3 separate regions of the Homo sapiens genome follow, and regions 1 and 3 are each linked to region 2. The links are chromatin loops, found by intact Hi-C in ENCODE. Cell type or tissue: mammary epithelial cell. All regions are shown on one strand. Links, peaks and the distances in the headings refer to the core of each region. The heading gives the core; the rest is flanking DNA.

The links. A loop is a pair of places that touch in the nucleus more often than their neighbours do. Peaks named below come from ENCODE experiments on the same cell type or tissue, not always from the same donor. Only the 100,000 strongest peaks of a DNase experiment are listed, where the experiment ranks them.
Region 1: a loop joins it to region 2, with 8 times the contacts of the local background. A loop is called at or near these places in 6 of 110 quality-filtered maps.
Region 3: it touches region 2 in a loop (9-fold over the local background); 2 of 110 quality-filtered maps call a loop at or near these places.

What each region holds. Positions count from the first base shown.
Region 1 is chr10:53,206,234-53,214,239 of GRCh38, forward strand. No RefSeq gene overlaps it. Among named protein-coding and RNA genes, the nearest start is that of LINC02672, 180 kb to the left of the region's middle. In mammary epithelial cell, for the core only: a CTCF peak has its summit at 3,900 (motif pointing right); no DNase peak of the experiment used is centred there.
Region 2 is chr10:52,814,153-52,822,158 of GRCh38, forward strand. No RefSeq gene overlaps it. Among named protein-coding and RNA genes, the nearest start is that of MBL2, 45 kb to the left of the region's middle. In mammary epithelial cell, for the core only: a CTCF peak has its summit at 3,953 (motif pointing right); a DNase peak (open chromatin) is centred at 3,999; H3K27ac peaks cover 290 bases.
Region 3 is chr10:53,994,365-54,002,370 of GRCh38, forward strand. It overlaps PCDH15 (protocadherin related 15), which reads right to left. Exons shown (of 38, transcript NM_001384140.1): 21 at 1,285-1,401. Among named protein-coding and RNA genes, the nearest start is that of MIR548F1, 610 kb to the right of the region's middle. In mammary epithelial cell, for the core only: a CTCF peak has its summit at 3,793 (motif pointing right); no DNase peak of the experiment used is centred there.

The sequences.
Region 1 (8,006 bases), core at 1,559-6,558, 390 kb after region 2:
CTGAGCTTAGAAAAGTGGCAGACTCTCAATTCCAACCCATAAGAACAGCTACCTAAACTCTGCCTAGGAAAGTCCACCGTGGTGGGGCTGTGCAAGGCCTTGGGCGCCCACCCCTCATACAGGGATGCTAGACATAGAGTCAAAGGAGATTATTTTAGAACTCTAAGATTTAATGACTGCCCTGTGGGGTTTCAGTCTTGTGTGGGGCCTGTAGCTCCTTCCTTTTGGACACTTCCTCTCTCTTGGAGTGGGCATGTTTACCTAATTCCGGTGCTCCTATTGTATCTTAGAAGTAAATAATTGATTTTTATTTTATGGGCTCAAAGGTGGAAGGAGAGAAGTCTCAGATGAGACTTAAAAGACTTTCGACTTAATGCTGGAATGAGTTAAGACGTTGGGAGACTGTTAGGAAGAGATGATCATATTTTGCAGTGTGAGAAGGATATGAAACTTGGGGGTTCAGGGATGAAGTAATATAGTTTGGATATTTGTCCGCTCCAAATCTCATATTAAAATGCAATTCCCAGTGTTGGAGATGGGGCCTGATGGGACATGCTTCTATCATGGGGGCACATCACTCATGAATGGCTTAGCGCCACGTCCTTGGTGAAGAGTGAGTTCACACAAGGTCTGGTTGTCTAAAAGTGCTCTCGCTCTTGCCATGTGAGATACATGCTCCTCCTTTGCCTTCTACCATGATTGTAAGCTTCCTGGGGCCTCTCCTGAAGTCGATGCCAGTACTACACTTCTTGTACTGTCTGCAGAACTGTGAGCCAATGAAACTTCTTTTCTTTATAAATTATCCAGCCTCAGGTATTTCAGTACAGCAACACAATAATGGCCCAATTTAGCTAGTAAGACATTATTCCTGAGTTTGTCTGTGAGGGTTTCTGTATCAGGTTAGTATTAATTGGTGAACTGAGCAGAGCGGATGGGCTTCCCAATATGGGTCTGCATCATGCAATTTGTTCAGGGCTAGAATAGAGCAAAAACAAAAATAAAGGAGGAGCGAGTTGTTCTTTCTGCTTGTGCTGACATCATCTTCTTGACTTCAGTGCTTCTGATTCCCAAGCTTTTGGACTCAGATGGATACTTACACAACTGGTCCTCCGATTCTCAGGACTTTGGACTTGGGCTTATTTATACTACCAGCTTATTGGTTTTCTAGCTTGCAGATGGGAAATTGTGGGACTTAGTCTCCATAACTTCATCAGCCAATTCACATAATCAATATTCATATGTGTATGTATCTATATCTATATATCTCCTATTGGTTCTGTTTCTCTGGAAAACCCTGACTAATTCAGAGGTATGTAGTACATGGCCAAGGAATATTGGAGGAATTAATTAATAAAAGCCTATATTCATAAATTATAGTAACTACACATGATACAAAGCCATAAGTGTTTTAATTAATGTGATATCATCTTTGAAAAATACAGCTCTCTCTTTTTTTTAGGTAGAGCTTATAATTGTAACATTTACTAGACAAATTTAATTTCCTAATCATTAATCATTTCGTTAATCAATCAAACTTTGTTATTACCGTGAGTGGTTTCTTTTCTCATCTACTTTCTCCAGCTTTCTGGCATTAGGACCATGACTGCAATAGTCACTTTTTTGATCCCCATATTTATGCAAATGCAGTTTTTATTGCTCTCTCATCCCATCTCAATCAGATTTCTTCCACAAGCCCAAATATAATTGGAATCCTTATGAACAATTTAGAAATTCTAAGCTTATACTTGTGAGCGTCTGGCTTTTTCCACACACATCCCAATTTGCTCTGCCTTTGCATAGCTGTCAAATATTTAGACTACCCATGGAAGCATGCTGTAACTGCTTGTTGAGGAAAGAAAGGAGGAGGGTCTGAATTTTTTAAAGGTTTTTATGTAAGGGTTATCTCTATCCAGCCTATCTTCACCCTTTTTTTTTTTTTTCAAATAATACACTTTTTCTCTGTTTTTCTAGAATGAAAATAATAATATATTAAACAGAATATATTGCTATAAACAATAATGTTGGAGAAGGCAGAATACATGGGTTTTGATTTTCCTCTCTACTTATTATTTCTATATGCATTAAGTGTTTCACTTCATCTTTATGGACTTGAGTTATCACTTCTGCAAAATGTTATATTACTTGTCTTAAACAAGAGATGGATACTAGAATGTATCTTGAGTAGCCACTTAGCTCCTGGATCTATAATCTTAGCTCAGCAGAAGGTTGTTGTAGCAAAATAGAGTTACTCCTGAAAACATGAAGTACCAACACTTACATACATTTAGAATTTATACAATCAAATTCTATAAATTTGATTTTATAGAAACATCACTGAAACATCAAAACAGATATTACTTTTCATAGGAGAAGGATCGTAAAGAAAGGGCATTTGTACATGTTTCCACTCTACATCCATCCAGCCCTGTCAGTCCATTCCATAGTTCTCTATTTAATAATGGTTACCATGGAAAATAATATTTTAAAACTTTAACAAAGACATGTATATTAAATTATTCAGTTTTCAGATTTACTTTTTTCCCAAATTACACATTCTCTTGCATAAATAATACATTGAAAACAGCAAGTGAATTTTCAACTATTTTATTCTCTGCTTTTAACAGTGCCTCAAATAATTGTGAAATACAGATCTCAGAGCTAGAGGGGAGTCTCCAGAGACCTGTTCCTTCCAGGTGACTGTTTGATTTAAGCTTGCAGCAGTTCTAACGGATGCCAGTGTCTAATGACTGGTGGCCTCTTGAAAAGTTGTGAGTTGCGGTTTTTATTCCATCCTCTGAAAAATAGTCAATAGATGCAGAATTGAGCAATATTTGTTACTATTTCAAGGAAAAGACCAACTGGAAATGGATTAGAAGAGGATAAAAACGTCAGGCATTTTAACTTTACATTTCACAGCATGGCTTTGGAGAACCAGCAAAGCACAGGATTCATTAGACCTGGATTCAAGTACTGGCTGTGTCAATAATTACCAGTGTGACTTTGAACTTTAATTTCCACCTCCTAATAAATGAGTTGATTGCAATGAATGAAATATAAGTTCCTTTTTTTAATTATAAAGTTAATATATACAAATCACTGTAAAACTTGAAAACAGAAGCATTAAAAATCTAAAATCACTCATAAGAGTACAGCTATTTTTCATGTTATTAAAAATATAATTGTGTGATTTGATTCATATATAGAAAGTATAATTGATTTTTTCACAGGAATTGATTATAATTTAGCTTTTATCTTTTTAAAATTACAAAAGACTGATGAAAATATTTCCATATTTATGTTAGTCCATATATTTTATTATTCAGTAATAGGAAAATATTAGATCAAAGGATACCACTAAATTAGAATAAACATTTGAAAAAATCTTAAATTCTGAGCTAAGATTGTAAGTTTTCGTGAAGATTCAGAAGATATGGAAGGATTGGGCACGACCAATTTATGGCCAAGAAAGCTCTAAATTTAGCCTTTCTGAGGATAATCAACTAGAGTGCTCTGCACAAACTTCACCCTCAGCAAGACCCTATTTTTTAAAAAAAATAAATAAAAATCTAAAGGAGAGAAAAAATCTTAATGGTGAGGTTACAAAAAACTGTATATATTACATTGAGCTTTCAGGCTTGTTTCTCTAAACTGGCTTTTTGTGGTACCTGCAGGCATTTTCAATGATTGTTGTAAATAATTTCTGCTATATCCAATGTCGGGCAAACATTTTGCTGAGGAGCAATTTTGATTGTGTATTTGAGAGACAAAAAACATTGCAACATTTTTGCTCTGGCTGCGTACTTTTCGGTTGAACTTTTAAAGCATCATGTCTGTCAGCGTATACCTTACAGTCTTATTTAACTGTCATATTAGGGAAGGTAAGTGTGCATTCTCCAAATTTGTCACTAGATGGAAGAAGAGAACTTTCATTAGATTCCAGTATAGGCATTTTACTTGCTAAAATTTCAATATAGATAGCATTTAGTTAGATTCCATTAGATAAATGGATTTGGTGAGATTCTATTGTATCTCTTTGAAGCCACTGGCAAATTTTGTTCATCTTCAAAATGTTTAGAACATCTCTCAATGCATGGAGCTACAGAAATTTGTAGAGCCTTCTGTCTATGGTGGCAAGGTTATGCTGAGGAGTGGCCATTGCTGCTGAAACAAGTTTGTCAGTCTGGAGGTCTTGCAGATATACCTGGCCTGAGGACGAGCACACATCACACCATCCGTCTTTGGCCCTGAATCTTCTGAGGGTAGCTCTCTGGCATTCCTCTGAGCAGACTGTAGCTTGATCAGGAGCATAGTAAAACTGGCAACACGCCCTTTTCAAAGATACAGTTTAAATTTTGCAGCGCTATGTGCCTGTAACTTTAAGATTGTAAATTTCTGTTTTTTTTGTAACCTCTAGTCATTTGGTTATTTCATTTTCTTTAAAGCTATTTTTCAGCTGCTCATATCTAGACACCATGATCCTTTCTGTCTTGATGTCCCTCCAATATCTTTGATCAGATTTTAAAAATATTGTCCACGTAATCTAGTTTTTTTAATGAAATGATTTATAGAAATTACCCAGACTGCCATCGCCATATGACTCTAATTTGTTCAAATATGCCCTGCATATACACACATCTTTGTACACCAAGTAGGTTGTAATTATATGTTTGATCAATTTTAGCATAGAATACTTAACAATAAATACTATTATGTGATGTATCTTATGAATTTTCTAACAGATTAAATTCAATACTTTAAAAAATTTGTTTTCTTTTATTTTGTTATTTTATAGTGATCCTAGCACAACATGAGAACTGCAGTCTTGACAAATCTTAAGTTTACATTATTGTTGACTGTAGGGATAATGTTATACAACAGATTGCTAGATATTTTTATATTTATTTATATTTATATTTTATTTTAATTTATATTTATCTTGTTTGACTGAAACTTTATACTCATTTTCTTTGACAATCATGATTCCACATTTTGATTCTATGAATTTGACTAACTTAAATTCTTCATGTAAATGTTGTCATGCAGTACTCGTCTTTCTTTGCATGTGTTTTATCTCACTTAACGTAATGTGTTCCAGGTTCATCCATGCTGTCACACATTGCAGAATTTCTTTCCTTTTAAAGGCAGAATAGTATTTCATTAGTTGTATATATCACATTTTCTTTATCCATCCAGATATCAATGAACAGCTAAATTGTTTCCACATCTCAGCTATTGTGAATAGTGCTTCAGTGAACATTGAAGTGCTAATATCTCTTTGAGATTCTAGTTCCAGGTTTTTTTTTGGATAAGCATCTATAAGTAAGATTGCTGGTTATAGGGTAGTTCTATTTTTAATTTTTTAAGAAACCTCCATGCTGTTTTCCATAGGGGCTTCACAATTTGACATCTGCATTAACAGTGTAAAAGGAATCTAATTTCTCCATATCCTTGCCAATATTTGTTATCTTTTAGGTTTTTTGATACTAACCATCCTAACAGATATGAGGAGATATCTGATTGTAGCTTTTAGTTTTATTTCTCTAAAGATTAGTGATATTGAGCGATTTTTCATATACCTGTTGGTCATTTGTATTTATTCTTTTGTGTGTGTGTGAGACAGAGTCTTATTCTGTCACCCAGGATGAAGTGCAGTAGTGCAATCATAGCTCACTGCAACCTCAACCTCCTGGGCTCAAGTGACTCTCCCAGCTCAGCCTCCAGCTGAGCTGGGACTACAGCCATGTCATGCCTGGCTTTTTTTATTTTTTGTAGAGACGAGGTCTTGCTATGTTGCCCATGCTGGTCTTGAACTCCTGGCCTCAAGCAATCCTCCCGCCTTGGCCTCTCAAAGAGCTGCAATTACAGGCCTGAATCCATGCCCAGCCATGTATGTCGTCTTTGGAAAAATATCCATTCCAGTACTTTGTCCATTTTTAATGACCTAAATTCTGTGGGATTTTTTTAGTGGTTTTGATATTGAGTTATAGAAGTTTCTTATATATTTTGAAAAGTAATCCCATATCTGATATATGGTCGCAAATATGTTCTCTCATTCAATAAGTTTTCCTTTCTCCCTCTTGATTTTTTTTTCTTTGCTGTGAAGAAGCTTTTTAGTTTGATGCAGTCCTCTGTGTCTGTTTTTGCTTCAGGTACTTGGGCTTTTGGTGTTAAATCCATGAAATCATTGCCAAGACTAAGATCATAAAAAATTTCCCCTATGTTTTCTTTAATATGTTTACAGTGTCAGATTTTACACTTAAGTTTCTAATCTATTTTGAGCTAATTTTTTGTGTATGGTGAAAATTTATCCCTGCTCTCTTTTTGTTACCATTTGGATAGAATATATTTTCCCATGTCTTCACTTTTACCCTATGTGTGGTTTTAAATCTACAGTGAGTTTTTTTGTGAACAGTGTATTTGGGTCTTTCTAAAAAGATTTATTCAGCTACATATGTCCTTTGATTGCAGTATTTAGTCTATTGAAATTTCAAGTAATTATTGATAGTGATATAGCTACCATTACCATTTTAACCGTTTAATGAGTCTCTTTTAGTACCTTGTTTCCTTTATTGCTGTCTCCCTTTGTGTGCTGTTGATTGTTTTTTATTAATATGCTTTCATCCCTTTCTTTTTTCTTTTGTGTAACTTGTATAGGACTTTGTTGTGGCTACCTGTGGGTTATATAAAATATCTCATAGTTATAAGAGTCTATTTTAAGCTGATAAGAGCTTAAGTTCAATTGAATACATAGCTCTACATTTTATTTCTCTCTTCCCCCACACATATTTAATGCTATTGTCATCTCAGTTTACACCTATTCTTATTTTGTATGTTTTAATACATTTTTACTTATTATGCTTGTAATACTTTTTAAACTTTTATACTAGAATTAAAAGTGATTTACTTGCCACTATAGTATATAGTATTCTGTATTAATCTACATATTTACCTTTAACAATGAATTTTATATTTTCTTATGTTATTGTGGTGCTATTTAGCATTTTTTCTTTTCAAGTTGAAGAACTTCCTTTAGCATTTCTTGTAAGCAGGTCTAGCAGTTAGGAACTCCCTCAGGTTTTGTTTGATGGAGAAGTTCTTTATATTTTCTTAATTTTTGAAAGACAATTTTATACTCTAGGTTAACGTTTTGGTTTTTTTTTTCCTTTCATCACTTTGAATAAAACATCTCATGTACTCTGGCCAGTGAGTTTTCTGCTAAACATTCTACTGAGAGTTTTATGGAGGTTTATGTGACAGATTGGTTTTCTCTTATTGCTTTAAAAATTCTATATTTTATCTTTTGCCAGTTTGATTTTAGTGTGTCTTCATTTGGATTCATCTCATTTGATGTACTTCGGGATTTGGGATTTGGATATCCGTTGCCTTTCCAGATTTAGGAAGTTTTCAGCTGTTATTTATTTGAATAATCTTTCTTGATTTTTCTTTCTCTCTTATTTTGAGATTCCATGATGCCTTTACTTGTCTGCTTGATTGGTTTCATCATTCTCTTAAAATTTCTCCACCCTTTTTAATTCTTTTATTTTTAATTTTTACTCTCTCTTTTTTTTTTTTTTGAGACGGAGTCTCGCTCTGTCGCCCAGGCTGGAGTGCAGTGGCGGGATCTCGGCTCACTGCAAGCTCCGCCTCCCGGGTTCACGCCATTCTCCTGCCTCAGCCTCCCGAGTAGCTGGGACTACAGGCGCCCGCCACTACGCCCGGCTAATTTTTGTATTTTTTTTTTTTTAGTAGAGACGGGGTTTCACTGTTTTAGCCGGGATGGTCTCGATCTCCTGACCTCATGATCCGCCCGCCTCAGCCTCCCAAAGTGCTGGGATTACAGGCGTGAGCCAACGCGCCCGGCCAATTTTTACTCTCTTAAATGAGTTGTTTGCAGTGAGCTGTCTTTGAGTTTGCTGACCTTTTTTTCTGCCTAATCCAATCTTCTCTTAAATGCCTCTAGTAAATGTTTCGGTTCAGATATTGAATTCTTTGGCCCCATGATTTTA
Region 2 (8,006 bases), core at 1,839-6,838:
CTTATGATTGAGTTAAATATGAGCATCTATAATTCTAAGACATATTTATTTTGATGGGTTTTGTTGATCTTTATGTACAGGTAGAAAGAAAGAAACTATTTTTGATGAAGAACTGAAGTATTATTCTCTGAGAAATAATTCTGAGCCAGGACTGAGAATCTAGTTAGTCTGTGGCATTTGAGAAATAAATTTGGGTTTTAAAAACATGAATTATAAATGTTTACATTTCGGATTCTGGGTATAAATTTGAAGCTATAGAAATAACCAAAAGTGAAAAAGAGTGGTAGTAGTTCATAATTTGCTCTAATTACATATATCAAATCAATGGCCTGGTAGGAAGCAAGAGGGTTCACTCAGAAGATTTAAATTAACAATGGTTTATTAAAGAGGAGCTATTTACAGATCTGTGAGCGCGGTTCAAGGAATGAACAAGGCACAGTGAGACACTCAGCTGCTGGAGCCAGGGAGGAAGGGGCAAAGAGACGGTGGAAGCTGAAAGAGACAGAGAAAAAGCTACGGAAGCCGACCCCCCAGCAGCTGCTGCCAGCTGCAGGTGTGCAGGAAGTGAGTGCTGTTGTGTGGGAGGAGATGGCAGAGTGGTGATGATACCCAAACTGCCTTCTTCTTTTTCCTTCTACTTTATTACCCACTCCCTGCCAACACCTCCCATTACTGACCCAACAAGAAGCCAGAGAGTTAGGAAGCAGCCCAAATAGGGCACCAAGTCAGGTAGATGAACAAAAAATAAACTTCTCATCCTTCTGAGATTCTACTAGCAGTATCATTGACCCCTGTTTGTGCCTCAGATAGAGACTTTGGATTTAAGGGAAGCTACGTTATGCTGAGGTATAGCCGTTCCTGCCCTGTGTATTTATCCTACTTTAAATCCTTAGCCAAACTGGAATTTAATCTAATGTTACATTGGAGGTGTGTCTGTTACACAGAAACAGTCCAATCCATATGGGTAAAAAACTGATATAAATAAATCCATGGGAAATGGTTGGTTAAGCACTTAATATATCCTTAAAATTTAAAGAAAAAATTTGCAATTAAATTTAAATTACTGTATTAAAGTACTATAATGTTGTTGATAATTTAGGGGAGTGTTTAGCGGCTTGACTTTTGCTCAACAAGAGATTTTCTTGGTAGCTCTTACTAATCTACATTATTTCTCTTCTGGCCTTTTCAGGCATATGACAATCTCAAAAGATTGTTTTTCTGAGGCTAAATACAAGAAAACTCTACCACAGTGAAGAAAAAAAGCATAGATTTCGGAAATAGAAACTATAGGTTTGATACTAACTGCTGCATACATGCAATCTTTGGAAAATTGTTTACAGTTTTATAATGTCAATATCATCTACAAAAATTTAAAGAACCCAACTTTACCTCTAGGTCTGTAGTTAGGATTAAATAAGATAAATTATATAAAAATGTCTACTGCAGTGCCTAGATCATAGCATGTCTTCAAAAAAGTTTTCTTTCTTCTGACAAAATTTTCTAATCACCTACTTTAGGCCCTTTTTCAGAGAATATACTTCAAATTAGAACATGAAGTCTTCTAAATTGTGCCTATGTCTGAGTAGATGCTGCATAACTATAATGCTGTATTGAACAGAATTGAATCTTTGCCCCAAAGCATAGGATTTTTGCTTGTAGTAAAATGGAATAAACATATAGGCACATAAAAATATACTCTACATATGAGTAGGAAGAAAGTAAGAGCTGTGGGATATTCTAGTACAGGGTGAGTATCAAGAGCTAACAAGATGGTGAAGCCCTCACAAAAGAGATGAGGCTAAAGCTGGTTCTAGAAATATTGGAAGCATCTGGACACACATACCATATAGGGAAGGTTATTCCAGACCTGGGGAATTTCCTAAGCAAAGTAGCAGAGAAGAGTAAGCAAGGTATGTTTCGACAAATTAATAAATGAGGCCGACTTGAAAGGAAGGTTCATGGAATAGAGTAAGAATGGCTGCCTGGTAAATAAGAATTGGTTTGGCCAGGAGTGGTGGCTCACACCTGTAATCCCAGCACTTTGGAAGGCTGAGGCAGGCGGATCACAAGGTCAGGAGAACGAGACCATCCTGGCCAATATGGTGAAACCCTGTCTCTACTAAAAATACAAAAATTAGCTGGGTGTGGTGGCGTGCCTATAATCTCAACTACTTGGGAGGCTGAGGCAGGAGATCGCTTGAATCAGGGAGTTGGAGGTTGCAGTGAGCTGAGATCACACCACTGAACTCCAGTCTGGTGACAGAGTGAGACTCTGTCTCAAAAAAAAATAAAAATAAGAATTGGTTCGAGGATTACCTCAAGTGCTTAATCAGTTTGGATTTGAAGGTCTTGGAGCATTTTAAGTGATAGATAAAATACGTATTTTAAAAAATTAGTCTTGGGCAGAATTGATTTGGCCTAAGTTATAATCTATGAAAATGACAATGTATGAAAGTTATAATGTATGAAAATCTTCTGATAAAATCTTAGCATTAATTGAAAATATTGTGTATGTTTTCTTGTCATGTATAAATCAGGAAAGTATTGTTTCTTGTCAACATAAACTTAATAGCGTCTGATATTTGAGACTTATTGGTTAACTTTGAAATCTTCATGACCATTTTTTCTGGCAACTAGAACTAAAGAGACAATTGGCTCATAGAGCAAAAAATGAATGGAATTTAAGAGGAGAGGAAGGAGCTAGGATTTTGGATGCTCTTTTCATCCCTCATGAATATTGGAAAACTACATGACTTTGGAAGGATCTTTGGCATCAAACATAACTTAACTTTAATTTTGACTCTATCATTTTTTGGCTGTGCTGTCTTGGTGTAGCTACTTCTATCAATGTTGATTTCCTCATTAGTAAATGAAAAGAAATTATGCCTCCTTCTCAAGATCATTGTATTAAATGAGATATACATGTATGCCACAATGCGTGGCAAATACTAGAGGCTCAACTGATGTTATTTAGTTTTATTGTTGTTTTTGGTAAATGATGATATCAAGTGCAAAGGTCAGGTATAGAATACTCGCATAATAATGGTTGAACAAATTCTTATGATGACAATCATTAGCTGTAGTTATTATTTTTCAAATCTCTAATAAAGAAAAGCGAAGTTGTATGGGTCAAGAAAAGCCCTGGTTGTCACCCTTAGACTCCTTTGGCTTTGAATTCATTACCTAGTGATCTCTCTTCCCATTAACAGTTCTATGGCTCTTATTCTGGCTGGGGGAAAGGGCATTGGTACAACCCACAATACAGGCATATCTTCTTTAATACAAAACCTGTATGTAGGAGCTATTTCTCACCACCTCCTTGAATTTGAGAGTAACTTCAGGCCGATCATTTTTCCAGCCTGGGATCCCAAGGTGAGAGATTAAGTGCTTTTGTCATTATTTCTTGGAGAGATAGGGATGTTCAGCCTCCTGAACTGTGAGCCAGAGGCTTTTTATATGGAAAGAGCATTTTGATGTGAATTGTATTTTGTGAAATATGAATTTCAGCACCAAAATACTGTAGTCCTCACAGTTAACCTCTTGTTGAACATTAAATCAAATTATTGTTACTGGGAAAACTCCATTACATTACAAAGCAGAGCCAAGATTCTCAGGTTTACAAGCTTCATGTGCTAATTACATTCTGCTGCCGACAGCATGGGTGAGACTCTAAGGACATTTGGTATTCTAGAAGCTTATTTTATGGAGCCAAATTTAATCAGAATGTGGGTGACAAAAATGGATCATGACGTTAATGATCTACTGCATTAGAGTCCAAGTTGTTCATTGAGCGAGTGAGAGTAATGTTGTACAAGGTTTTTTTTCCCAAGAAATATTATTTTTCCTTACCTCCCCCAAGCAGTTCTGAATTGACCTTGGCAATGGAAACTAAAACCTCATTTAGGCCTGACAGAGAAGAGCTATGCCCTTACAGGTGCTAAGAGTATTGTTTGCTGGCTTTGAACACTAGATGGCAGAAATGCTCTTGTTAAGATTTGCCAAGTTGTCAAGGAGAGCAGTTTTATTGACAGCAATGATGAGCTCTCTTAATTAGTCACCCATACACATGAAAGCCACACAGGATGCTCTAATCGAAAGGGAGATGTACTTTGCAGTCCATAGGGAACTAGTTTTTACAATACGAATGGTTTGGCCGAGGATGCTTTTTATGAGGCCTGCCTATTCATTTCAGTAATGGAGTGGAGTCATCTAGGGCTTTGCTGCCCATTCATTAATGGGGAGTGTTAGGAGAAAAAGCCCTGACAGATCATTGTGTTTGCTCCTGAAAATCTCTGCATATGAGTTTTGGTGCCCAAGAAAAGACTGAGAGAAATAGCTTACTGCAATTTTTTCTCTCTCATGGTTGAGAGGAATGATTTGCTTCACAGCAGAGAAACCTAATTAAAGAATGGACCTTAGTAATGATCTAATAACCAGAATCTTGTCCAAGTGGTACTCAGCTATGTTACCATGCCTCAATATTATCTCTGACACTTTTTTGAAAAAAAAAAAGTAAGTGTCTCGTTATTACTCTAGCCACACAGAGTCAGAATCCCTGGAATATCTATATTGAAAAGGTATGTGGATGATTCTGAAGTGCAGAATTTTTATCCTTTAGTAATATTTTTAATTCCAGAATCAGAGTCAACCCTCCGTATGCTAAGTGCACTCGAAGGACCCAGTCTCCACAACAAAAAATTTTCTCTCAGCCTAACTGTAATGTGGATGTCTTCTCACTGGCCACTGGTTTGTATCAAAGACTCCTGGGATAAAGTGTAACAGTTATATAGAATGTAAGTCATTAGCAGACTTTAGCTTTATAGATTCAAATGATTTGATAGATTTTTCAAAAGTGATAAGTAAAGCACTGACTTAAAGCACTGAATTTCTCAGGGTTGAGAAAGGATTTTGACCTTAAATTTTGAGAAATACGGGGCTGAGTAGAGTATGGCACTGATACCACTAGTCACCTGGAAGGCAACATGTGAAGGGACTGGGGTTGTTATCAGGAAGGTGATGGGCTCTTGATCAGGAATTTGGAGGATACTTAAAAAAAGTCTTTGTCTGTTTTCTGACTCTACCATGGGCTGGCCAGGCTCTCTGCTGAGTATGAAAGAGCCCATTGAAAAGATATAATTTTAAGGACAGGAATGGAGAAGCTGCATCCAGTGGTTTCAATGGTACATTTAATCTCTAGGTGATCACAGAACAAAAGTCAAATCTTCTCATGTTGAACATTCACTTTTCTTTGTGTACAGGTTTTGGGGTTTTAGGAGTTGTTGGCGAGACTCTAAGACATTGAAATGAAAGGTTAAAAAGTGAAAAGTTCTATCAATCAGTCAAATGTGTGTGAGCCCAGTCTGCTTGATTATACTTTTCTTGTTGAGTTGATCTGCTATTTTAGTGTTATGAAGGCACAGTTTAAATTGCCACTCAATTTAAGTAGATTGTGTCTAACACTAGTCACTTCGGTGAAAAAAAATCAGTTGAACTTATTATTTGATGCCATGAAATACCAAAAACTTCCCTGATTTACTTAGCTTTTGATTCTTAAGTACTGTGTTAGCAAGGAAGTCCTAGCTAATCTGTTATGAAAAAATATCCAGAGAAATACCATTTTCTATTTTGGAGAAAAAAACATATTTATTAACTATGAATTAGCAAACTACTCCTCTATTTATTCATTAAATTTTACCAGAATCTTTTTCTCTTAACAGCTGCAGTAACATATTCATTATTATAACTTCATGAAAAATAAACACTGAATTCAAGAAACACAATAAATGTCTATGCCAGAATACATTTTGTATTCTTAGCTTAATCAACGTCTTAAATACCTGCTTTAGAAAACAGACTTGATCGACTTTCCAATATTTACAGTGATCTTGATGCAGTTCATACATAATGGCTAGATTTCAGAAACACTAAAAGGGAGCATAAGATGTACAGGAAAGTTTCCTCACTGAAAAAGATATTCATGTTTTCACAGCAGCCTGACTTTTTAAGTTTTGCAGATTACTACTATGCAGGGCATAGAATTGGAGTGAGTAATCCTCCTCATTCACTGATACTCTGATTTGAAACTTTTGCTGAAACCTGAAGAAACATACATTTCCCAAGCTATATTTTTTTTATTGCAGGCATGTATAAAGACTGCAATTATTTCTCAAGGAGAACCTGTCATAAATACTACATTGGAAGTTAGTCCAACATTTATAGCTTTAGCTTGGAGTTGCAATTGCTGGCAATATGTAAACATATTTGCCATTAGTGTTGAATAATGCTCCCTCACAGTCACAGAGAACATTGTTCTGCATTTGTGCTTCTTAATCTTGTTGAATAAGAGCATTGCAATGCAAGAAGGCTCATTGGCTAGTGTGGAAGTGGCAATGTGTTGCTTTTGAAAACTGGCTTGTAAATTTGTCCGGGTGAGCTGTTTTTATTAGTATGGTCACTGAAAGTATGGAATCATCAGACAGTAAGCAACCATTGGTAAGTGAGGCAGATGATAAACCCTTATTTAACTCTCCATTTATTATTTGGTTACTGATTTGCCTGCTTGTACTAAAAACAAAGATTTACTTTACTCAGGAAGGAAATAAATTTCTCTCTTGTTTTTTATTTTTGTTAAATAATCAGTTATGAATAAGGGGCATCAGGTCAACATTTCATATATGCTAATGATTGATTGGATAAGAGAGTTCTTTTCTTTAGACCTTCACCTTTGATTTCTAAATGAAAGGTGCTTTCAAAGACTGGCTGCCTGAAATAACACATGATGAATTTACATTACTCTATGGTTTCTTCAGGTAGGTGTGAATGCTTCTTATCAGGTGTGCCAATAAGTCATTTTGTCAAATGTGTAATTGAAACGTCAATGGAGTGGATGAACTCTGTGTAAATATTCAGCTCATCATGTAGTAGCAGGTAATAGAATCATTATTTTGCTAGATTTGAGCTATAGTGATTGGATCGAGGGACACTTTGAAACAGGAGAAAATCACTAACATCATTTGACATCATTCCACTTGGAAGTGGAAAAGTGATTCTATGTAAGGAAGACCTCTCTCACTCATTTCAGTCATCCTTAAATCATAGCATTATATGTCCTTGGAACAACTTTGTGTTCAGTTTTTGCAGTAAAGTCAGATAGGCTTAATGTCCTTTTAATTACCTTATGAATTTCAGGTAGTAGTTGTAAATTGATGTCTTAATATTTACTGTTAGGGAAGTTTCGTTTACCCTGCATACTTCTGGTCTGCAATTTTTAAAAAAAATTTATTGGTCATTCCCAACACTTACAATTCATACATTTTTAATTAAGTCCATGTTTTTGGTTTCAAGTCCATGTTTTTGGTTTCTTTAAAATAATGAACAATATGACAACACTGGCTCTGTGTTTATACAAACATAGATTGGAGTTACATAGCAGCTGCCACATTTAGACAGAAGAAGAAAAGTTCTTCGGTCTGCCACATTCTCCTGTCTTTCTTAATTTTTGCTCTGAGATTGCTAGCCTCCATTTCTTATCATGCTTGCATTGTTGTATTTGTGATAGTAGAGCTAAAAGGGAAATAAAACATTTCCCATAAAAATTGCTTATCAGAAGTGGGAAAATGAAAGCCAGAGGGAGAAGATCATATGTTTTCAGAAACAGTCATGGGATTTTCTTGTGAAATCTGTTTTTTCTAGATTTCTTCCATCTACTAATCTATGAGGCAAAAATGTCCACATTCAAAACCTGCTCCAGGCGGCTTTGCTCCATGTTTCAAACCTTCTTCCTCCACCCATGTTTAGTATGGAGACCACCGATACCTTGCTTTGTGGCACTGATACCTCATAGACTCTCAGGGACACGATTGCTCTTTCTAACTATAAGAAGTACTGATGACAACTGCCAAAGCTCTCCCAGTATGCTTAGTTTTTCTTTTGCTTAGTTTTGTATATTTTCAAAGAAAATCTGTGATTTTTCACCCTGGCATAGAACAATTTACACCCTGATTTTG
Region 3 (8,006 bases), core at 1,559-6,558, 1.2 Mb after region 2:
TACACTCATTTATTACAGAGTGTTATGGTTTCTATTTGCAATTCTGTCTTTTCTATAAAATTTTCAGTTTCTTGAGAGCAAAAACTGGTTGCCACAATGACCAGTATATAGTTGGTGCTAAAAACACATATGTTGAATAAAATTGAATACATATTCCTAATTTCAAAGTAATTGTACATGTTACAATGTACTTAAAAAACAGAAAAATTGCCAGTTTCACATTCACTATCTTTATTGATGGGTTCAAGTCTATGAAATTTTTGCCTATCATATATCCCAAAGCACAATAAAGCAGTTTCAAAGACATTTTAACACACTTAAGAAAAGGAGCTTCTGAATTAAAGCCCACCACTTTCATATTAACATTAATACATTTTGATTCCATATAGTCACAATAGAGTTTATAAGACTTGTCCAAATCGAAGCTGAAAAATGTTATGATGGCCATTCACTTTTAATTAAATACAAGCATTAAAAGAAATACTATTTATATTAGCAATAGAAAACAGAACTTCTAAATCACTTATAAGATTCAGGATTTTATTTTCTTACTCTTCTAAAATAGTTCATTTAACTTTTATTTGTATTTTTCTAAAATTTATCAGCCACCAACTTACAGTGTGAGCCCACTCAGAGAAAAATTTAAATCATCAGGATAATAATTAATATTTATAAAACAAGGTATTTATAGAAAGCTTTTTTATATGTATACTATTAATTATACATGGTATTTTATCACTCTCACTATAATAATATTTTAATTAAAACCTTGCCTTGAAAGATAATTTGGGATATCTCAAAAAAGTAAAGTTCTATATGATAAAAGAATGTTAACTATTTTCTGTAAGCAATCTTAAGCTTTTTAATTTACCAAAATAAACACATTCAATATAAGTTTCATGTGATATGTTGATTTGGAGTTTGCTAACAAAATAGTCATATATGCATACAGTGGAAAATACATAAATTTAAAACATATCCAGATTAAGTGAAGCTTACAAATGGAGACAATTCATATATATTTATCATTGTTAGATAAATTAGTAATTAGTACATTGTGCATTCTAGAAAAACAAAAAGCATATTCTTTGTCTAGGTTCAATAATAGTCATCTGAAATATGCTCTGTACCTGTGGATGAAATAAGTAAAAGAACATAAAATGTATGAATAAATAGGGTGAAATTTACAGAGACTACTTTTGCTGTCTTGTGATTCGGTCATTTATGAGTGTTAAGGATTTTTCTCAGTACAGTTCAGAATATTAATCAATGCCTTCTACTTACAGGAGGGTCTGCATCTTCAGCATAAACTGTTGTGATAGGTGTACCCTTGACTGCATCCGGAGCCACCATCCCTTTGTATATTCGTTTACTAAAGACAGGAGGATAATCATTCATATCCTGTAAAACACAATTAGGAGTTTAGTACTTCAGTTGAAACCAGGTTAGGGATACAGTTACTAGATTGACTCCCAGTCTTCATATCACACAACTTATTTACCACTGTCAGCCTTCCATCCTCTCAATTCCATTACTCTCATTTCAGACTGGCACCTCAGAGGAAACTGCCAGAGTTCTCATACAATATTAATGTGTGGATATCAACTGAAGGCCGTTCCACTGGAATAAAGTCTTTCACCCTCAAAAACATGCCTTTTGGAGACTGAAGTGACCCTGGAATTTTTTTCTAACTTCTAATGGTAAGAGGTAAAATTTTAACATTTGAAAATAAGAACAAGTTTCTTTAAAAGCTACATTCTGTGAAGCAGGCGTAAAAGATTTTTTTTAAATGCTCTTTATATGTTTTTATAGCAATGTAAATTATTTTATATACTTAGCATAATACTGACTAGAACATTTCAGATACAAACTGTGAAATATCCTTTGTTGCCATTTTACATGATAAAAGGAGATTTTCTCTGCAGCGCACTAAAATAATGACACTTAAGATTAGATATATTTATACACAGAAAACAATGTTAATTTACTGAATTTTTTTCAGAGCAACTTATATGTATCTTATTTTTCCAATTTGGCGCTATATATGCATTGTTATTCATGCATTGTCAAGTTCATTAAATAAATAGTTATCAGGTATTTCCCACTTTCATCAGATATTTAGCACTTCAGTGCGAGGCACTGAAGATACTGTTGTGACTCAAGAAAAAGATGTCCCTGTCTTTGTGTCACTTAACTGCCATTAGGCTAGTAAAAATACTAATCTGCAGAAAGGCTAGTAACTTTGACTAAATTAATCTACTTATCAGGGCCAAAATAATAAATCAAGTCCCCTGAAAGGAAGACCATATTTTTCTGAATCATTTTATCTTTTAGAGATAATTGTATATAATCTTTTGTCAATAAATAATGCTTATTCATATGGCAGATTTATTTATTTATAATATTTTAATAATCCTTACCCTACCGTGTTTTGGGTAGTGTGGGTCAAACATATTTGAACTGAAACCTAAATTTGTTAATTATCTGCTCTTCTCCTCCAAGTCCCCTTTTTCTCACTTGCTAGTAAAAACAAAATTTAAAAAATTCTACATATTCTTTGATATTTGCTTAGACACAACAATTTTCCTGTACAGTATTAAGCTGGAAACACATAAATTAACAGATCTCAAACTTCTCTTTTTGCAAAGAAGTCAGAATAATTATTTCTTACTATCAAACAATGCTTCCTTTTATATTCGCCATAGAGTTGAGTTCTGAGTAGTCAATATGAATAAACCTGCATATTCTAATAGGAGAACTTGAACTGTACACAAAACTGAAAAATAAAAAATATCATTTCTTCTGTTTTGAAATACAGTATTCACCATCTCTTCTATGAAAAATATTTTTACAATAAATTATGGACTTTAGAATCTGAACAAGTAAATGAACCGAGAAGTTTTAGTTCTCTATAATGAGGACTGTGAAGGGTATTGATCTTGAGGCTCCATGCAGGGAGTAAATATATAAAACATTAGCATTCACACATTTTCGTGCCCTTTCCAAGAGTGCCAATTAACTTAATAAGTGGATGTGGTAACTAAGGGTGTGGAAATCCTTTAGCACCCCTAAATTGTAACTTCTGAAGGTTCGAAAGGAAGGAGCCCAACACTGCAATGTTTCCATGCATGAGTTTCCAATGAGCTCATTATGTTCTTAAAAATTTTATTCTTTATTTTATTCTCAGGGGAAATTTAAAACCTTAATGTCACAAGGTACTTTTTGGAAAATTTGATTCTTCAGAAACAAAAAAAATGTATATACTTTTCCAATTATGTCAACACAGCTGTTCACAGTGTTGAATATGATGAACTTTTTATTTGCTTGGGAAGTATTCATTGGATTCACCTTCTAACTTGAATGTACAGTGATTCACAAACTGATTAGACACACACCTAAGACTGTAAATGACTGAAGCCTATGAAAAGATTGGTTCTCTTCCCCCTTTATTTTCTATTGACAGGATGAAGAATAAATTAATGTAGTTATTGTAGTAGTATTTCTTTTTATGGCACGTTGTACATACTTTGGGGTTATAATCTTTCATTGTGGTTACAAAAGCAGCTAGTTGCATATAGTTTTTCCACAATGCATTATTTCAAGAGGAGAAATGTATTGAAATGCAATTCCAACAAGCATAATCAATAGTTCACTGTATTTATGCTCAGGGACATCTGAACAAAAATGTATATAAATCGGCTTCTGTGCAAATGTTCTCTTGTGCAGTAAATTAAGGACTCGCTCAGCACTCCAAAACCATGCTCTTTTCTCTTGCCCATTATTCCACTAGAGGGTAGTATTAGCAAAAAGAAATATTTCCTCCTCTGTAGTTAAGAATTGTATCACTAAAACCCATAATATTTGTTTCTTTTGGTAAAAATTTTTATTGGTCTCAACAAAAAATAGTTTTAATGCTTCAAAAGAGTATTCTGAATGTTATGATTTACAACTTGAAAAACCTTATGGTTTTTTTCTTAAGGAAAACTTTAAAAAATGGTTATACTCATAAAGCCTGCAATTTGTTTCCATGTGTCAAGCAAATAAAATTATACCTGAAGGTGTAGGTAGCTAACAGGAGAAAACTATGTTTTATTTATTTATTTGCTACATTAGAGTCTGTAATAATCACAGAAACCTTTTCTCCTTTAGCAGACTACCAAGAAGATGTAAGGAATCTTTTTAATGATCATGCTAGGAAGATAAGAACTTGCTGGTAAGTTTGTAAATGTAATGACAAGTTGAAGTTCTACACACACAAAAAAAATAAAAATAAAGAGAAAAAGATGATAAAATTTTTGATTTTCTGGAATCACAGGCAAAAACCTATAGAACAGTTTTTATTTAGAAGATAAGTAGAAAGTTCTAACTAGTTGGAACTTGATCATCTTTTTAAAAATAACGTGTAGGCTGGGCACGGTGGCTCGCATCTGTAATTCCAACACTTTGGGAGGCTGAGGTGGGCGGATCACCCAAGGTCAGGAGTTCGAGACCAGCCTGGCCAACATGGCGAAACTGTGTCTCTACTAAAAATACAACAATAAGCCTGGCATGGTGGCGGGCACCTGTAATCCCAGCTACTCGAGAGGCTGAGGAAGGGAGAATTCCTTGAACCCAGGAGGCGGATGTTGCAGTGAGCCGAGATCGCGCCATTGCACTCCAGCCTGGGTGACAGAGTGATACTCAGTCTCAAAAAAAAAAAAAAAAAAAAAGATATGTATATAGCAAATGCCAGTCCTTACCATACTAAAGCTAATTCAGGCTCTATGAGGAGACACAGACAGTATAAGCCAATGGGCGGAATGACTTTAGTTGTTTCTGTCTTATGGTCTAGCATTAGCATTATCCTTGTTGAGCTATATGGCTGCTCTATAATGCCTTGAGGTTTATGGAGCCGATACCTACTTTTACGTGGGTGTATGGTTGATTGTTTGCCTCTTACCAGTTCTGTTTTCCACTACTAGACACTTTCTATTTGCTGTCCAAGTTGCTGTTTCTCATATTTCTCATATTATTAGCATTCTGCTGGGTTTTTTTCTCTCTCAATTTCTGTATTGTCTCCTTGTCTTTACTGACTTATTTCCCTTCTTTTATGCTTCTGCATAAAAAGTCATAAAAGGCTACATCTGCAGCTAAAGAAAATATTTGATATTTTTACTGCCAGGCTAGGCATATTCACCACAAGCTGATTTAAGAGGCCATGGGCCATAAGTGAACATTGGTGGTAGCCTGGCAGTACTCCCCAAGGGTCTTTGATAGTGGCACAGGGTAAGGCTCCTCTGCTTGTGGAGAAGGACTGTTTCTCATAGGTTGAGTGCCTGCTCAGCCACAGTACACAAGAACACAAGGTAGAATTCTAAGGTTTTGACTTCCAGACGGTAACTTTGAACCTGTTCAGGGCCTGGGAGATTTTTGCCACCCTGAAGGGAAAGACACAGGTCTGGCTGGCTTTGCCACCTGCTGATTATAGAGACCCATGGCCTTGAACAAACTTAAGTGGTAGCCAGGGTGGTTACAGCAGGTCTTGGACAAGACCCAGTGCTGTGCTGGGTTTAGGTCTGACCCACTGCAGTCCCAGCAGTGGGGTCCACAGGGGTGCTTGTGTCACCCCAACCCCAGCTCCAGGTGGCTCCAAACAGAGACACTCTGTCTGGGAGAGAGCAAGGGAAAAGAACAGGAGTTTCTGCCTGGTAATTAAGGGAATTCTTCTGGATCTTATCCAAGACCATTAAGGTAGTAAGAGTCTGCCAAGAACCACAGTGTTACTGGGCTTGTGGTGCCTCCTAAAGCAGATACAGCTTTAGCAACACCTACATCCTTTCAAATACCTGAAAAGCTTTCCAAATAACAAATACGAAGAAGTCCAGACTGTGAAGAATACAATAAATACCCAACGCTTAAATGCCCAGACACAGACAAACATCCACAAGCATCAATATCATCCAGGAAAACATGAAGTCACCAAATGAACTAAACAAGCCACCAGAAACCAATCCTGGGGAAACAGAGAGAGTGATCTTTCAGACAGAGAATTCAAAATAGTTGTTTTGAGAAAACTCAAAAAATTCAAGATAACACAGAGAAGAAATTTAGAATTCTATCAGATACATTTAACAAAGAGATTGAAATAATTTTAAAAATCAAGAAGAAATTCTGGAGTTGAAAAATGCAACTGACACCCTGAAGAATGCATCAGTTTTTTAATAGCAGAATTGACCAAGCAGAAGAAAGAATTAGTGAGCTTGAAGACAGCCCATTTCAAAATACACAGTCAGAGGAGGCAAGAGAAAAAAAAGAACAAAATCAATGAAACATGACTACAAGATCTAGAAAATGGCCTCAAAAGGGCAAATGTAAGTGTTATTGGCATTAAAGAGGAGACAGACAAAGAGATAAGGGTAGAAAGTTTATTAAAAGGAATAATAATGAAGAACTTCCCAAACCCAGAAAAGGATATCAATATCCAAGTACAAAAGATTATAGAACTACCAGCAGATTTAACCCAAAGAACACTAGCTCAAGTTATTTAATAATCAAACTCCCAAAGGTCAAGGATAAATAAAGGATCCTAAAGGAGTAAGAGAAAAGAAACAAATAACATACAATGGAGCTCTAATACATCTGGCAGCAGACATTTAGCAGAAACCTTACAGGCCAAGAGAGAGTGGCATGTCATACTTAAAGTGCTGAAGGACAAAAAAAATTCCTAGAAGAGTATATCTGGTTAAAATATCCTTCAAACAGGAAGGAGAAATAAAGACTTTCCCAGACAAATAAAAGCTGAGGGATTTCATCAACACCAGACCTGTCCTATAAGAAATTCTAAAGAAAGTTCTTCAATAAAAAAAGAAAGTTCGTGAGTAATAAGAAATCATCTGAAGATACAAAACTCACTGGTAATAGTATGTACACAGGAAACACAGAGTATTATAACACTGTAACTGTGGTGGTGTATAAAATATTCTTATGTTAAGTAGAAAGACTAAATTATGAAACAAAAATAACTACAATCACTTTTCAAGACATAGTAAAATAAGGTATAAATAGAAACAATAAAAACTTAAAAAGCATGGAGATGAAGTATAGAGTTTTTATTAGTTATTTTTTCTTGTCTGTTTATGCAAACAGTGTTGTTATCAGCTTAAATAAAGGGTTGTATGATAGTATTTGCAAGCTTGATGATAACCTCAAACCAAAAAATGTACAATAGATACATAAAAAATAAAAAGTCAACAAAATCAAAGCACCAGAGTATACTACCTTCACTTAAAGGAAGACAGGAAGGAAAGAAAGAAAGAAGACAAACCATAAGACAACCAGAAAGCAAATAACAAAATGGAAGCAATAGGTCCTTAGTTATAAAAAATAACATTGAATGTAAAGGGATTAAGCTCTCTAATCAAATGACATAGAGTGGATGAACGGATTAAAGAAAAAAAAGACAAAATGATCTGTTGCCTACAAGAAACACACTTCACCTATAAAGACACACATAGACTGAAAATAAACACATGGAAAAATATATTCCATGCTAATGGAAACCAATAAACAGCAGGAATATCTGCAATTACAGGAAACAAAACAGATTTCAAGACAAAAACTACACAGAGAGACAAAGAAGGTCACTATATAATGATAAATGTATCAATTTATCAGGAAGATATAACAATTGTAAATATATATACATATATGTATATATATACATGTATATATATACATATATGTATATATACATGTGTATACATACATATGTATTCAGTGTGTGTGTGTATATATATATACACATACACACACACATATATATTTTCAACATTGGAGAGCTCAAATATATAAAGCGAATATTATTAAAGCTAAAGAGCCAGATACATCCCCAAACAAAAATAGCTGGAAACTTCAACATCCCACTTTCAGCACTGGACAGATCTTCCAGAAAGAAAATCAACAAAGAAACATCAGACCTAATCTCCACTGTAGAACAAATGGATCTAACAGTTACTCATAGAGCATTT